2 separate regions of the Homo sapiens genome follow, and region 2 is linked to region 1. Evidence: chromatin loops called from intact Hi-C (ENCODE). Cell type or tissue: sigmoid colon. All regions are shown on one strand. Each heading gives the region's core, and the rest is flanking DNA. Links, peaks and the distances in the headings are about the cores only.

Region 1 (8,673 bases), core at 550-8,549:
CACTGCAACCTCGAACTTCTGGGCTCAAGCAATCCTTCCGCCTCAACTCCTGAGTAGCTGGGACTGCAGGAGCTGTAGTCCCATGGTGGCAGGGACTATAGCACCTGCCACCATGCCTGGCTAAGTTTTTCTATCTTTTGTAGAGATGGGGGGGGGATCTCACTATATTGGCCAGTTTGGTCTTGAACTCTGGCCTTAAGCAATCCTCCTGCCTCTGCCTCCCAAAATGCTGGGATTACAGGTGTGAGCCACGGCACCTGACCCACATTCATCTCCTTAAATAACAACCTTGGACCCTCTACCACTGCCTCTATTCTTTCCAGAAATCTCTCTCCATAGTGGATCACAGACTAACACTTATTATGACCTGTTTAGAGAGAATGAAAAAACTACCAGGCAAGTTACAGGTACATAGCTTAGTTATAACATATGACTTCATCTGGCTTATCACCCATGTCTGCCTTCTCAGTTTCAACCTGGTTCACTCCAGGCGAATAAGGTGATCATTTTGCCCACTTTGATTCTAGAGAGAAACAAAATTCCTTCCGGGGAGGTTTACTCCCTGAGCCAGCCCACTGGCAGAAGGGATCCTGCCATTGTTCAGCTGATACCCCATCCTGGCACTTCCCGAATGCTTATCCTTTCTCTGGCAAGTTAACTCTAGGCAGCAGCATCTCCAAGTCCCACCTTCATCTGAAGAGATCAGATCACTTTTCTTCGATTGAAATAGGCATGCAATTCTGACAAACATAAGACTTGGGAGAGGGGTCAGTTTCTACAAAGCCATGTTGAGTGTCTGTATTAGTTGTATTGGGAGAGCTTTTGCCCATGAGGTATTTCTTTTTGTTTTGAGTTTTCATCCTGTTTATTTTAGGAAAATAAAGATTGACTAGCCAGGTGCACCTCTCATCCTAAAGAAACACATTTGTCCATTATGTTTCAAAAGAGAGGTGAAATCTTCCTAGTTACTTGGAAGTCCTCTATTGGAGCCAAGGGCAGCAGGTCCAAAGTGGGAAACTAGACCTAGGGCCATCTACTGAAAATCTCAATCAGGTAGGAAATCTCAGGCTGTGATGGGAATGTGGATGGTCATTCTTCCAAAGTCCCATTTCCATTTTTCCCCTGTGTCTCTCTTTTAGATGAACAGACTTAATCAAAGATTGAGAGAGATGTGCTGGGATTAGATGCAGTTCGAGATGCAGCTGAAGAGTCTCATGCTTCATCTTTTCACTCCCAATATAAAAATCAAGGGAAATCCCATGGCGTGGGAAGAGATTCATTTGTCCCTTAAATAAACAAAACACAAAGCACTCAGGAATGTGAAGAAAAGAGCTCTGAGGAGATACAGTCATGAGGGGCTGCACGTGTAGCACCCAAAACATTCCTCTGGCTGGGTGCGGTGGCTCATGCCTGTAATCCCAGCACTTTGAGAGGCCAAGGTGGGTGGATCACAAGGTCAGGAGTTCAAGACCGGACTGACCAATATGGTGAAACCCCATCTCTACTAAAAATACAAAATTAGCCGGGCGTGATGGCGCTTGCCTGTAAGCCCATCTACTTGGGAGGCTGAGGAGGAGAATCGCTTGAACCCAGGAGGTGGAGTTTGCAGTGAGCCAAGATCATGCCATTGCACTCCAGCCTGGGCGACAAGAGCGAGACTCCATCTCAAAACAAAACAAAACAAAACAAAAGCATTATTTCTGAGTTTCTCCCTTTATCCCTGTCATACCTGACACTCAATTGTCCCTTTGGGCTCAAGACAGAAACAAAGGAAATTCCGTCTCCCACTTCCTCGAGTTATCTAGAGAAAGGCTATTCTAAAATTGAAAAAAAGCTAAATGGAAATGAAGAAAATACAAAAATTCACAATAATCTGCAGCTTAAAATACAGGTATTTGTGCAATAAATGATCCTAGTGATTGGGCAGGGAAGCCCAGCTTCACTCCACATGCTGTCTTTTGGGGTCTGCCAGAGGCTCTCTCTTTTAGTTCTGGAGCTGTTCCCCTTCTGAGCTCTGAGGTGAAGGTCTAGTCAGGTAAATGTCTGACAGTCCCTTATAGCTATTAGTAAAAAGGCGAGCTGCTGTCCCATCCCCAGGGAACGGAGCACCCCTTAACTTCCTCCAGGATCCCACCTATGAGGAGCGAATGCGAACAGTCCAAACACGCCATCTGTTCATTGAGGGGAGGGGTGAAAGAGCCTTTTCTTCCTAGGACCTTTGACAAATTCTGGCAGTGTCCACGGCACTGTAAAACAAAACAAGAGAAAATTCAAGCTCATGCTGCCAGTTCAGTTTATTTCGGTTTCTCCTTTTCTGCAGGCATCAGGTACATTATAGACAGGAAAATTGCATTTCAGAAACAGCACCTGTCAGAGCTAGGCAGGCAACACCCCCAGCCCCCGTCAGCACCAAATGCTTTTAATTAACTTTGGACACTTCCGTGCCTCGCACTTTATTTCTGAATGTTATTGAAAGTTGTCAGAACTTGTCTCACTTTTTTTCTTTTATTATTAATGTGTAAATACAATGCCTCAGGAGTGTTACTAAAACACAGAATCTAATCCCAGGAGATTAATTTATGAACGCAGCATAGGGTGAAGTTGCATCCTGGAGACTGCAAATTGATGTTGGTAAGAGCCACAAGCATCGGCCTCTCCAAACCCACGGGGATCCAGAAGGCCGAGGGGAGTGGAGGCAAGGAGGGATGGTGGGGGGAGAACGACTCTGCCGATTTTTGAGACACCCCCAGGAAATAGGACCTTAGGTTCCTCTTGGTGGGGCAGATGAGAGTAAGGCTACCTTTCTCTCCTGATGGGGCAGTGTCCCCTGCAAGTCCATCCATTAGCCAAGTCCATGGGCATTTATTGAGCACTTATGCCACATCAATCTATGCTCGGCTCTGTGGGAATCAAAACAAGCAAAGCAGTAGTTACTGCTTGTGATGACCTTATCTCTGTGGGGGTGGCGGGGGGAGTCAAACAGGCATTTGAAACTATTGGAGAACAAAGCCAGACTCAAGCAAGTATGGGATTGTGTGCAGCAGATTTTAAGTGCACAGTTCTGGTGGATAGGAGAGTCGGTGTGGACTGCAGTGGTCAAGTTAAGTCTGGAGCAGAGGAGTTGCTGGGTGGATATGCTAATCTCAAGCATAAGGCAGGGGAGTTAAGGATGGGGCGCCCAGGGTCCTTTGTGCGGAGCAGGGCAGCTTGGCTACGGTCATCTTTATTTCCTCGAAGGCCAGACAATCTGCGGGGAACGTGGGGAGGGCTCATCTGTTTAGAAGCTGTGCTTTAGGCAAGCTTGAGAAAACATCTGTCCATCCTTGTCCAAAGTGGGTAGCTAAGGACCCCTGGCAGAGAATCACCCATCTTGGGAGCTCTGAGCACCAAGGAGGAAAGCCCTCCGAATTTGAGCGGTGGTTCTCAATGGGAAAGAGAAAAGGAGTTTGCCCATAGCCAAGGGGAGAAGCTGGAGCAGGGTTAACCTGCGGCTTGGGGTTCAGTTGAGCAGGCTGGGCGCCCGGCATGGGAGGTAGAGGTAGGGAAGCTGGGCCTTCCCTTCGTCTTTTCTGCGACCAGGGACGGGTGGCACCTCGTGGTCCGCAGGAATACCTGTGTGGAGGGCTGGGGTTTGGCTCCTGCCGGCTCCTGGAGTATGCTGGGGGTCCACCCCCCGCCTCCCTGCGTCCCCTTCTCCAGCCTCGCCTCCCCAATGCGCTTCCCGCCTCTGCATCGCCGCCGGCCCCTTCACGCCTCTACCTTGGGCGGGTTTGGGGTAAGGGCCGCGCAGACCCTAAGGGAAGGCCCGAGGTCGCCGGAGCTCCTCCTCTCGCGGCTGAGTGAGGGTCTGGGAGGCCAGATGAAGGGAGCTGCTCGGCTGAGCTGCGGACCAGCGCGAGAGCAGCGGGCAGTGGCGGACCAGCGCCAGGGCAGGGCAGGGGTGGACAGAGGGCTCTCCCCACCCTTCCCTCCTCCAGTGAAAGTACCAGAAGAGATGGCGGCCGCTCCGCCGAGTGTCATTACCGCGGAAGCAGCAGAAGCCGGCGGCAGGAGCGGGCCCGAGAGCCCGCGGCCAGTGGCCTGCGCACCCCGCGCCCAGCGCCCCCGCCGCGGGTCATCAGTGTCAGCGTTGAGGGGTCCCGGGGAGCGGTTGCAGGGCGGCGGCGGCGGCCGGGTCATCAGAAGCACAGTGGAGCCGCCCCCTGCTTTGGGAGGAGCAAAAGAGCCTCTCGCTTGCCTCCCGCTCGAGCTCCTTCTCCTCTTCCTTTTCCTAGCGCTTCTCTCCCTCCCTCGGCGGGGTCCGCAGAGACAGCTGGGCAGGCGGAGGCTGCGCGCCTCTCGCACCTCCACGCCCACCCTCCCGCCGCCCCCCCCTCGGCCTGAAAGATCTGCGTCCACACCACCCTGCACCCAGGGCCCGTCAGGTTTTGCAGAAGTTTGCTGAGGGTCCTCACAGGGGGTCTCCCAGGGGAAGGGGTGGAGGGCTGGAGGGGCCGCGGTGGGAAGAGGTGGCAGACGCCGCCTGGCAACGGAGACCCTACCCTTTCTAGAAATTCAGAACGCAGAGAAACCAGTGCCCAGCCCTGCTCTTCAGCAAACGGTGTATTTCAGCCCGAGTTTCCTTCCGGGGGTTTGGCTGTGAGTGTGTGTGACCTCCCAGATGGCGGCACGGTTCAGATCCCATGCTCCCTCTGTTTCACAGCTGCCAGAGACAGACTCAGGGATTCCGGGCTTTGGAAGAAGGTCAGACCATGACCTCCTATCTCCTGTTCTCTTCTCCCCTCACTCATCACCCGCTGGCCACCCCACTCTCTGCACCCCACCATGCATGCTTACTGTAGACCTAATCACTAATTAGCCCAAGGGTTGACTGAGCGTGCTGGTGAGAGTAACAGGAGGCAGGTGGATGGGGAGGTGTGATGCTGCGCGCATAGTAGGTGCTGAAAACATGCAAGGGCACGATGCACATAAGCTAGACAGAGCCCTTGGTCCTGCTGGGTGCTGGGGGAGTGAGATTCAGAGCAGCAGACCATCAGCCGGGTAGACAGAGGTCATGGCCCCAGCAGCTCAGCCCCATTAGCTAGGCTGGTGGGAGGCAGCCAGTGCTTTTGAGGGCTCAGACAATCCCTGCGATTCAAGGGCTGCTCTTTGGAGCTGCTGCCAAACTAATCTCAGGCCTGCAGTCTTGGGCCTTTCCTTTAGTCTCAGCCCACTTGCTGACTCTGCCCTTCAGAGGAGGCCCACTGCCTCCTCCTGGGGCTGAGGATTAACCCCTAAAAACTGAGTTTTGTTTGCAGAGCTATCTCCAAAGCTGAGGGAGCCTCTGGAGTCTCCTGTTCTTGCTGCTTGTTGACTAGGGGGATCCTTGAGGTCAGATGGTGCTGGCAGCAGCTCAGCCCCTAGCCCCAGACACATATTCAGTCTGCAAATACAGCAGGAAATCTTTCTCACCTGGCCCAGCCATCAGTCCTGGCTTGCCCAGCCCTGCAGGGCACTGCCTAGTAGGCCTTTTCCTACAAGCTCAGCCCCACCCAGCTACGGAGCCTGCCCTAATTGGGCTAGGAGGGCACTAGCACCTCCCTTTTACTGGTAGGGGAAGTGCTGTACTCAGATGTCTGCCCACAGATTCAGGATCCAGTATGTTTGTGGCAAACACCCTTCCCTTGATCACCACTAAAGTGGTTCCATTCCTAGTGCTGGGACTCTGCCTTAGTTTCCTAATTAGCACTACAGCCCCCTGAGCTCCAGTCCCATCTGACTGAGATACTGGCCTCCTCTTGGGCCCTTTCCCACCCACATCCCAGGGAGTGGAGCCTGTTCCTCTTGGCTTCAGGACACTACTGAGATCATGGTTTGCCAGGCTGCTCATTCACAGCCACAGCTGTGTTGCTTTTCTGCCTTTGAGGGTCTTTGCTGCCAGCCCCCCACTAATTGTTGGCCTCCCCTTTCCCCATGGGTACCAACTGCATGCTGAGTCAAGCTGAAGATCCCCTGCTCTACTAACTCAGTCTGCCCCCTATAGCCTGTCAGGCTCCCTGTACTGTCTCTGCATCTTCTCTGGCTTGATGGAGAGCAAGGAACAACAGTGAGCTTTACAGTTCCTTCTCTATTTATGTATTCTGCATTATAGCCCTCTAGATTTCGAACCCCTCACCTGGGCTGAGTACCTTACCTTTCAGTAGCCCTGATAGATGAGGCTCTTCTTTGAGAATCTGAGGGGCGATTATGAGTGAGAATCACTCGTAGTGGTTATACCACTTAATTGGGTGCTTTCTTGGAGACAGCTACTGTTCTAGGCACAAGGTAACAGTGGTGAGAAACCAGCAAAACAACCCAAGGTACAACATGAGAGAAGCTATAACAGAGGCAGATGCTAGCAAGAGAGAGGGTGAGTCGGGGAACCTCTGACCTTAGACTTCATCGCATCCATTAGTCCCTCCCAGTCTAACCCCAAGTAGATAAAGTGGTCAGGGGAAGGAAAGGGAAGAACAAGAACAGAGCTGAACTGGATACAGGGAGCCAGTGTGGGTCGGGAAGCACCCAGATTTCCCACTGCGTGCTTTGTGCTGTGTGGGTTGAGGAGAAAAATAACCCTGTATTTGACTACCCAGAGCTTAATTGTGATGGAGGTAACAGAGTCTTAAAGTAAGTAACTCTAATAGAAGGCAGATGATAAAAGTGCTATAATGGGTGTAATCAATATATTACTAATATATGGGGAAGTGGGCACTTTGCTGAAAAGTTTTGAGGGCGACTTCATGGAGATTTCCTTGATGATATATCGTTATTAAACATTACTCTCAAATAACCTGTATCTCACACATGGAGTAGGATGGTAAATTATTATTTGCAGTGGATATTTCTATGTTTGGGCACCCTGATATCCTCCCTGGCCACTTTTTTGGTAGTGATAGTATACCTTTTTTTTTCTTTTTTTTTGAGATATATTTTCCATGCAACTCTCAGCACCTTGAGTTTGATGGGGCTCCTTCCGTCATTCTTCCCCTTCAGGTGGAATTTGAGACTCAGGGGTAAACCCAGTCATCACACTCCAAGGCCTAAGGTTTGGCGATTGGCTCAGGGATGAGTCCATAACCCAACTTGCCCAGTGAGTGTCTGGCTTAGGACTTAGGTGAATTGTTGGGGGATGAGGTAGAGGAAGAGCAGCCTTTTCTCTGTTGGACTTGGGACTAATACAGCTGCTGTCATCTTGCTGCCACCAAGCCTTGAATGACCTGGAGCCAGGACATAGGAAGCCCAGTCAAGGGATGGCCAGAGAGAAACTTGACCCTGGAGAGAGTTTCATGAGCCACCAGCTAGATTCCCAAAGCCAGGCCTAGCCCTGGATTTCTTAATTATACAATCCAATAAATTCCCTCTATTTAGGCACTTTGGTTGGATTTTCTATGACTTGTAACTTATAACCAAAAATGATGTAAGTGATATATGTTTATTGGGCCCCTCCCATGTGCAAAGCCCTGTGCTCAGTGCTTCTAACTATAGCCTTTCATTTGATAGGTAGCTATTACTCTCTCTGTGTTCAGACAAAGAATCAGAGTCTCGAGAGGTTGAGACTTTGGGAGATAGGAAGATTACCCTGGGACAGAGATTTCGGAAGCTCATCAGGGCCTTAAATGGTCCCAGCCTTCAGGGAAAAATGTCAAGAAAGGAGATTTCAGTAAAATAACAAGTTCTTTTTCCAGATTCTCAGCCCTCTTCTTTCCACTCTTCCTGGCATGACTGTTGGCCCTCTCAAGGCATGAGAAGAGGCAGGACTCATGTTGTTGGTAGATATACAGATTCTGTGGGCTGGTAAATTTGTGGTTCTGTTTTCAAGGCTAAGGTTATTGCTGTAAGACATCAATATCAAGGGACACCAGGTCACCTGATTGGGGGGGAATTGTATGAGGATAGCAAGAAGCTTCAAATAATTATGCCAGCCTGCTGAACCTCATGCAGTCTCTGATTGGCACAGGAAAGTTTTCTAATTCAACTCTCGACCTGCCCTGCTCATGCCAGGGGATCCTCCGGGAAGGGTAGAGTTAATGACCAACCTCCTTCAGGAAAGAAAAAGGCTTCAACAACAAAACCCAACAGCACGGAGGGAAGAGACGCAAGTTACCAGCCACAGAAGCTTAAAAAGGAACCCACCCACAGCTCTCGCTACAAATGCTTTTAGCCACACGTTAAATCTTCCCTCTAATGGCACCCCCTGTTAAACGAGATATGTCACCCGACCTGAGGAGGCTGACTTGAAAGGCAAATAGTTGGAAGTGGTTCCACACGTTATTAGTGAGAGCTGTTCTCACATTTCTGGCAAAAATAATGGAGCTGAGGTCTGAAGAGATGACTAATACCTCCCCATTACTGACCCAAGGCCGGGCATCACATTGTAATCCTGGCCACTCGGCTGGCCCTTCAAGCATATTTTTCAGTGCTTGTCCTCTGGGTGCTTTCTGCTGGAGGACTCTGTTAATGTTAACCTGGGCTGCCCAGCCATTGAAATGAGGAGGCTTTTCCTTCACAGGACAGCTTTCGTCTCCATGGGGGCAGGGGAGGAAGGGCTAGGGCCACCCAGTGCAGAAATGATCCACCCTGATGACTGGGGTGGGTCCCCTGCCTCAAGGAAGAGCTGCATTAGTCCTGTCTCAGACGCCACACAGGAATCTGTCC
Region 2 (8,673 bases), core at 226-8,225, 140 kb before region 1:
TTTATTTTCAGTAAAGATTGGTCTTTTGAACTGCGGCAGTGGAGGCTTAAGGGTACAAAATCTCTCTCGCCTTTTTCTCTTTTCTTTTTCTGTCTCCCCCATCTTTCTCTGGTAGGGCGGTGACTCTGGGGCAGGGGAAGGGAGCAGCAGTGGGTTCCACACATCCTGTTGAAACTTCTGTCCTTTGCATGGATCAGTTCCTCTCATCTGACACTTGATTAAGTCATTAAAGCAGGAAGGTGAAGAAAGGTTGAGCTGCAGCAAAAAGGAGAGAGAGACAATTCCCTCCATTTGCTTGGGAGAACGCCTCCAATTGCTGGGCCCAAGGATGGTCTTGAGCTACCCCAGCTGGGATAACACAAACTTAAGGCTTTCTTAAAATCCCAGATTCTGTGACATGTACAACATTGGGTGCTTAGGGGCACAGATGACAACCCCACACCATTGTGGAATCCTTTCTTGCTGCCGTCACCAATAGGACAATGAATGAGATAGCCTTCCCAAATCATAGGGGGACGGTGGCAGGTCAGTTTGTCATGACAAACAGTATATTTTAGTGGCTAAACCTTACTCCTAGGTTTGAATTGGAATTTATTACTTCATAGCTGTATGACTTGATGTCAGGGATTTTTAAAATTGTGGTTAAATATACATGACAAAATTTACCATTTTAACCTTTTTTTTTTTTTTTTTGAGGCAGGGTCTCACTTTGTCCCCCAGGCTGGAGTGCAGTGGTACGGTCATGGTCACTGCAGCCTTGGCCTCCCGGGCTCCAGTGATCCTCCCACCTCAGCCTCCTGAGTAGCTGGGACTACAGGCGCATGCTACCATATCCAGCTAATTTTTTTTTTTTTTTGTATTTTTTGTAGAGACAAGGTTCTTCCACGTTGCCCAGATTGGTCTCAAACTCCTGAGCTCAAGTAATCCACCTGCCTCAGCTTCCCAAAGTGTTGAGATTACAGCGTGAGCCTCCGCTCCTGGCCCATTTTCACAATTTTTAAGTGCGCAGCTCACGGGTATTAGGTATATTCAGATTGTTGTGCACCCATCGCCACAGTCCATCTCCAGAACTTTTTTAGCCTCTTGAATTGAAACGTTATACCCATTAAACACTAATTCCTCATCCCACTCCCCACAGCCCCTGGTAACCACCATTCCACTTTCTGTCTCTACGGCTTTGTCCATTCTAGGTATGTCACAGAAAGGGAATCATGTAGCATTTGTCTTTTTTGTGCCTCGCTTATTTCACTTAGCATAATGTCCCCAGGGTTTGTCTGTGTTGCAGCGTGTGTCCCGGATGTCAGTCTTTGCTCTAAGTAGACTGAGAGTTGCCAGCTCATATACTCTGCTCCCTTGCCCTGCCTCAAAATGAAGAGTGGGCTAAGTGAAACCTATAGGGGGAAGAATGAGAATATATCCATAGACTCTTAGAGGTGAAGGGGATCTTAAATGTCATCTGATTCTACCTCCCACCATTGGGGGACATCCTCACTGTCAGCTCTGAGCGGGAAGGTGGACTGGTAAGAGTGGTAATCCTCTATATTTTTAAAGTAATTTATATTTTTTCCTGAGATGTTTCTATCCATGATTTCACTGGATCCTAACAACAATTCTAATATAGGTCCAGGCAGGTCTTATTTTCCTGGAAACCAAAGCCCAGAGGTAGAGTTGAATTTGCTTCTGAACAATTGTGACGGAGTCTCTTGTTTTTTAGTCTTCCATCCTTTCCCACAGTAGCCCAGGTTTGCAGACCTGTTTCTATTTCATTCTTTCTTTCTTTTTTTTTTTTTTTTTTTTGACAGAGTCTCACTTAGTCGCCCAGGCTGGAGTGCAGTAGCACGATCTCAGCTCACTGCAACCTCTGCTTCCCAGATTCAAGCGATTCTCCTGCCTCAGCCTCCTGAGTAGCTGGGACTACAGGCGCGTGCCACCAGGCCTGGCTAAATTTTGTATTTTTAGTAGAGATGGGGTTTCACCAGGTTGGCCAGGCTGGTCTTGAACTCCTGACCTCAAGTGATCCACCTGCCTCAGCCTCCCAATGTTCTGGGATTACAGGCATGAGCCACTGCACCCAGCCTCTATTTCATTCTTTATCCAAGGTTCACTTGACTCTCCCAATTTTCTTGGAGTTATCACTTCAAAATCCCAAGTAAGCTATATGAGCCTTCTAGATCATGTCCCAGAAAAAGAAAGGTGCTGCTTAGGAATTGTCGGATTTGAGCTGGGGTGAAGCTAAGAGCTCAGAACAGGGGGACCCCCTGCACTAGAGATTTCACAGCTTCATGAAGGCCACCATCTTGGGAGTTGGGAGATTCTTCTGGCATTTGAACTAAATTCCTTCTACAATAATAATAATTGTCTTCTGTTTTATCTTGAGATCAATGGAAGCAGAGAGGAATAGCTGCTGTCAATTACGCTATACCTGTACAAGACAAATTTCTCACCCAACCTCCTTGCCCTTGGCTGAATCATCCAATCCTGAACTTCCATGGAGAAGAGAGAAGTCCATGGACAGGGATTTTCCTCATCAGCTGCTCCTGACCACAGTATTGGGGTTTGAGTGCTCAAGGTGCCCCTAAGGAACCATCCCAAGGGTATTTTCCCTAGAGGTCTCTTAAGAGTTGGGTGAAATTTAAGAAGAGCAAGCTGCCTTCCATCTGCTATCCCCGGGGTCATGTGCCCCCAGATGGTGCAGGATGAGTGGGGGCAAAGGGCAAGGGGGAAGTATGTCAACTGGAACATCACAGAAGTCTAAATAAGGACTGTTCTGTTTGCCATCCATCTCTTAATTTTTTGATCTCACTAAAGGAATACAACCCTATAATAAACACTCCAGCCTTACATAAATAAGCACCAGCTTGCAACTGCCTCTGTAGCCAGCTCACTGGATTCCTGAGATTAAGAACACAGGTATACCTCTTAGAAGGTGTCACAGCTAGGAACTATAAAAGTCATCCACAATGAAAGTGATGAGACACTTGGGTGGGTAGCCAAATGGTGTTGGGGTGGGGTCGGAAATGGGGTAAATGCTACAGAAACAGCTTCCCTGGGGATAAGAAAGCCTAGGAGAAATGCTGGTGTCTGAACAGTCCAGATGTAGGAACAGTTGAAACAATCTTATTTGGGCTTGAGCAGCCAAAAGACTCTGGAAATCCAGGTCTGAGCCTCTGGAGCTTTCTTTTCAGCTGCCCCAGCTGCACATTCCTGAAAAGCCAGCACTTGCACGAGGCATCTCCCAACTCAGACATGAGTCACGCCAGCTTATTTTAAGTCCTGACCTCTTCCCGGGAAGGGACTCTGACATGGAAAGCCACGTGCTGTGAAGCAACCATGGACCCCGGCCAAGGGAAACAGAGGCCCCCAACAGCTTCCTGACAGTGTCCTTCCCAGAAGCCCAGTGTGAGCAAGGGCCAGGAGCAGCTGTGGGCACTCATGCCCCCTCCCTTGCCAGGGCGGAACAGTGGGCCGCACCACACCAGCAGCTCTTGTACCCACCGTGATGCTGCTGACGGCTGGGGCAGGGGGTGCCAGGCAGTGAGGGAAGCCCTGTGTGCTCCTCTTTCCAGGACTCTGGCCTTGGTTTTCCAGTCCACACCAGATTGTCCTGAAAGGCTACTGCAGTCCTTTGGGGATAAATGGACAGAGGGAGTATGAAGCCCATGCTCTCTCAGCCAAATGTATTTAAGCCTTTTAATAATTCATATCCCCATTTCCATACACAGCCCCACTTAAAGAGGGATCCCAGGGAAACCTAAAAGCTTTTCTGATTGCACCAGCTCATCCAGCATCTTCATAAAAGGTTCTCAACTGGCCTCTCAGAATCGACGGCAGCAATGCTTATGAAGAAAACTAATAGTTCCAGCTGGTAGTCATTGAAAAGTCACTTAATATTTCTCAGTGCAAGGAGCTCAACTTAATGGGACACAATGTTTTTTCCCTAAGCAGTTGGGAAAAAAAAACCTTGACATCATATTAATAATGTCAAGTTTTATTGGCTCTCTTATTTGACATGATATTAAACTTTTCAGGCTCTATCTCGACTGAGGTACAAGGTTGTTAAAATGTGGACAGATTGGAGCGCTACAAAAATGTGGCATGGAAGAAATGCCTGTCCAGGTGAGTGTAGAGAGATGGAAAGCCGGTGACATGGGGCTTAATAGACAAATCTACTTTGCGGAAAAACTCTTAGTACGTCACCTCCTTCCCTACACTGCCTTCTTTCTGAGACCGATGATGCAGGCACCTTAGGGGAAGATGGGGCTTCAGAACTCTATGGCATAGGGTTGTTCATTGTCCTCTGCAAGTCTAGTTTTCTGGACAGAATAAAGTGAAGACATCATGTTAAGACAGATTACAGTCTATGAGCATAGCTTTGCTCCATAGCACCTCCTTGGGACAGAAAATTCCCTGGGTTTCTCCTTTTTTTTTTTTCTTTTTTTGAAGGAGTCTGGCTCTGTCACCCAGGCTGGAGTGCAGTGGCGTGATCTTGGTACACTGCAACCTCTGCCTCCCGGGTTCAAGCGATTCTCGTGCCTAAGCCTCTCCAGTAGCTGGGATTACAGGCATGCACCACAACGCCCAGCTAATTTTTGTATTTTTAGTAAAGAGATGAGGTTTCCCCATGTTGGCCAGGCTGGTCTCAAACTCCTGACCTCAAGTGATCCGCTCGCCTTGGCCTCCCAAAGTGCTGGGATTACAGACGTGAGCCACCATGCCCTGCAACTCCCAGGGTTTCTAATAATAATAACAATAGCTAACTAACATGACCTGGTGCAACCATGTGTCTGACACCATGCTAAGTACTTTCCCATGTTTACCCCTGTTGGATCCGCACAAAAACCAAAAGAGTTAGATGTTATTGTTGTCACCATTGTCCCCATTTTAAGAAAGAAAACTGAATGAAAGAGGCATCGTATGATTTTCTAAGTCTGATGGCTAGTAACAGACCTGGAAATCCTATTCAAATAGGCTATAGCCTGAAATTATATGCTTACCACCCTTCAATATAATGGGAGCCATTATGAAGATGAAATATGTCACATATGCAAAGTCTAGGGACCCCAGCCTGGCCCTTGGACCTCTCCCTACCCTGGACACCCGTCCTCTTTCACCATTTTCACTGTTGGGGACTGAGAGGCAACCAAGAGGGAGGTTTATCCAGCAGGCAGTCAGCACTGACTTCGCCTGTCAGGCGCAACACCATAAATAACATATTTTAACCAAAGAACACCCCAGCAACCCAATAATGCATATCTAAAGCCATTTTGACGTTGCAGAGATACAGTAATACTTTTATGCTTTGTTTAAAGAAATTGTTTGCAGCATATTTGTAGTGAAATCAGTCCAAAGAGTTTATTTGGGATGATTGATTTATAGGAATCCAGCTCCCATACCCAGAGGATGACACTTAAATCATATCTTCTTTTCATTTATAATAAGGAACAAAATGATCATATTTTGACAAGTCTGATCATTTTGGGGGTTGAGCAGGTTCCCTCAGTGGGCTCAGTCTATAGCTCACAGAACTGATAGAATATTATTATGTCTCATTAAAATCAGCTGCAGCTGCTTCAGATGGCGGCCCCAAAGAAAACAAAGCTGCTGGCAGTTTATCCTAGAGTAGTCAGTCTACCTACTGATTTTTAAGAAGGGGACAAGTGGAAATCTTTTCAGTTGTGCTTGCCAAAGCCCATCTTCCCTGGGTTTGAACTTAGAACATCTCCTTAAAACAGACCGGCCCCACCTAGGGCTGACATCACAAGTCTTTCTGTGTCCTCTCTCCCCGCTTGATGCTACAATGCTGCTGCAGCCTCTGGCCTTCTGACCCCACAGAGGCTGTATCCCATTTCTAGGACTAATGGGAATCTAAACTGCCCAGGCTTAATGGGGAGGGTGACATTTGCTGTTTTGGCACCTGCCTCCTCACTAAACCAAACAAGCCGGTTTTGTAGTTCTCATTTGTTTCCAGATTCACAGCCGGGGCAAAAGCCGCCTGTGTCACATCCCCAGAATCTGTGCTGTTATTTCCATATTTGTGTTCAGCTCCTGAGGCTGGGCTTTGGGTCATGCTGAGCAAAGTCTGCCTTCTGCCCTGTCTGAAAGTCCCCTTTCGCTCCCCTGCGAATGACGGCAGGACTCCTCTGCTGGTCTCCCCATCAGACTGGGGCCCGGCCCTGTACCGCTCCCACTTCTTGAGAAGTGAGCTCAGTCTGTGACAGCCACACAGTGAAAAGACCGGAAAAGTTCTCCCGGAACAAAACCTCACCAAGTTCTCGGGGTCCATGGCAGTCTGCGTAAGAGTAGTACAGTGAAAGAGCTTCCTTCTCTCATCTCCCTCTTTCATCTTCCCTAATCCCCTCCCCTCAACTTATCTTTTTTTTCTCTCTGCCTCCAGCCCCCCTCCTCTTTCTATTCACTATCAAGAACAGCCAATTTAGCGGGCAGCCATACAGTTCCAGCAGAAGGCCCTGGGATCAGTGGCTATGGGGAATGGCACAGCCAGAAGGAGAAATCAAAGATGAAATGAGCATTTGGATCTTGCTTAAACTGAAGTTTAGCACCCTCTATGCATTATTCATGTGTGACATCGTCACCCTCTTCTCTACACTCTCCACTGAGCTACAAGAGAGCCCTGAATCCTCATGGCTTTGAAATAATTTGCACAATGACACTGATCTATCTTCAACCCTGCAAACGCCCCATAGAGGGCCAAGTTTTGGTCTGGCTCAGGTACAGGTGCAGGTCAGGTCAGCATGAAACCACAATCATACCCTTTTGGCAAGACACTTCAAGGAAGTGGGTAATGATTCACATTTGGTGTTTAGCTTTTGATACCTGTACCAAATGGTCAAAACCCTAAGCAAGCAACTGGTCTTGATTGGATTGTTTAAAAATATGAATTATTGACCTTGGGCAAGTCATTAGATTTCCCTGAGCTTTGATGTTCCGTCTCCAAAACTTGGAGTCCATGATGACTTCCTTACAGGGATGCTGTGAGGACTGAATTAGTTAATACGTATATGTGGACATGCTTTGTAAACTATAAAATACTGAATGAGTATAAAAGCAATTTAAAAAGGCCGAAGTGTATCAGGCATTCACGATGTGCTTGGTATTATGCAATTGGCACTTACTTGCTCATTTAATCTTCACAGAAATCCCCATGAGGTTGATACTATTATTCCCCCTCCTTTTTTTTTTTTCATGTCAGGCGGGTAATGTGCTGACGTTGTAACAAGGTTTGAAGGAGGCACATCTCACACATGTGCCTGAACACCCAATCATCTCGCTTATGAACTACAAAAGGACCTCCCCTTTCTTAAGATGAGGAAATTCAGGACACTCAGAGAGGTGGTTAAGGGAAGTCCAGAGCTGAGATTCTAGTCTAGGCTGTCTCTTCCCTCCCACTTTGCAGGTACCCATTCCAGACTGAGGAGCAGGTAAGTCTCCTGGCTTTATGCAGAAACACAAATATTGATTTACCAACAAGTCAAATATTTTCCCCTCCTTGGAATGCTCCTAAGCTGGAGGCACTTGGACATCTTGGGCCTCTGCTACTTCATTTACACTGGTTTTCCATTGACCTGAATGGGTGGGCCAGTGACTATTTGCAAGGTTGGTTGGGAAGGGTTGGCTCTCAGCTTGGGATTCCTAGAACAGGTGCACTTGGGGGCCTCCTCTTGGCCTCCACCTCTGCGGATCCCAGGGCCAATCTTTTGTCTCAACCCATTTTCTCAGGAACTCATCTAAGAGAGCTACCCCCTGGCGGGAGTAAGCTACCATCTCCAAGGGCCAGCACAGAACTTTGGGAGTGCCAATTGTGGAGAGAAGGGGGTGTTAGGAGAGATCGTCCCAGAGGATTACAGTGACAGGACACTTAGCCCTCCTCACAGGCACGAGTTTGGAATAATTACCCAGGGCAGACTCTCTGAAAGAGGAGGTAAGCTGGCTAAGGCTCTTAGAAGGCAGGCCTGATGACATTGTTATGTATCAGTCCAAGGCTCAGGACGCGGCGGGGTCAGGTATTAGCTGATTATCTGATTCTGTCAGCAGAGAGCTTTCAGTGAGTCCACAGAGCCAGCCCCCAGATTTCCGCACAGAAACGCTAAGCTTAGACACCTGCAAAGGAGTCCTCGTGTGAAGTTCTGCCCCTGGAAGGTGTCCTGGGTACTTACAGTATCAGCACTGGAGGCAGATCCTGCAGCTCCGAAACACCCTCCAAGCTTCACGTTGCCACACGGTTCTGGGAGATGAGGCCATGGCAATCTGTGGCTTCCCTTGCTCCTGAACTTGAGCCTCTGATTCCCTCTCCTGTTGGAGGCTTTAACACGGTCAGTCTACAGACACCAGTTTTGGCTGTTGAAAAGCTTTCCACCTCCAACCCTGCTGGGGGTGGAAGAGAAGGACAGAAGGGGAGTGAGGAAGAGCCACTTCTGTGACAGAAATCAAAGCCAAGGCAGGCAGACATGTAGGTGGACTTGAGCGGCAATTAATTCTTTTCAATCAGGAGAGAGGCCCAAATGACAAGAGGAGGCACTAAATTTAGACATAAAGAAGAACTTACTTGGTTTTGAAGGTTAGCCAGGATACCTCTAATAATTGTGTTATAATAAATATAATTTTATTATTTACTATATTTACTGTTCTATCAACTTTTCTTTTTCTCTTCTTTTC

Evidence for each region. Peaks named below come from ENCODE experiments on the same cell type or tissue, not always from the same donor. Only the 100,000 strongest peaks of a DNase experiment are listed, where the experiment ranks them.
Region 2: it touches region 1 in a loop (4-fold over the local background); 2 of 110 quality-filtered maps call a loop at or near these places.

Annotation. Positions count from the first base shown.
Region 1 is chr11:115,756,007-115,764,679 of GRCh38, forward strand. The region is part of intron 2 of LINC02698 (long intergenic non-protein coding RNA 2698); the gene reads left to right. It overlaps LINC00900 (long intergenic non-protein coding RNA 900), which reads right to left and starts at 4,194. Exons shown (of 3, transcript NR_034148.1): 1 at 4,024-4,194; 2 at 2,135-2,246; 3 at 1-1,286. RefSeq lists enhancers at 875-2,074, 3,254-3,788. In sigmoid colon, for the core only: no CTCF peak of the experiment used is centred there; DNase peaks (open chromatin) are centred at 3,945, 4,025 and 4,690; H3K4me3 peaks cover 1,511 bases.
Region 2 is chr11:115,619,878-115,628,550 of GRCh38, forward strand. It overlaps LOC124902826 (small nucleolar RNA U13), which reads right to left and starts at 7,308; the gene lies at 7,205-7,308. In sigmoid colon, for the core only: no CTCF peak of the experiment used is centred there; a DNase peak (open chromatin) is centred at 3,314; H3K27ac peaks cover 441 bases.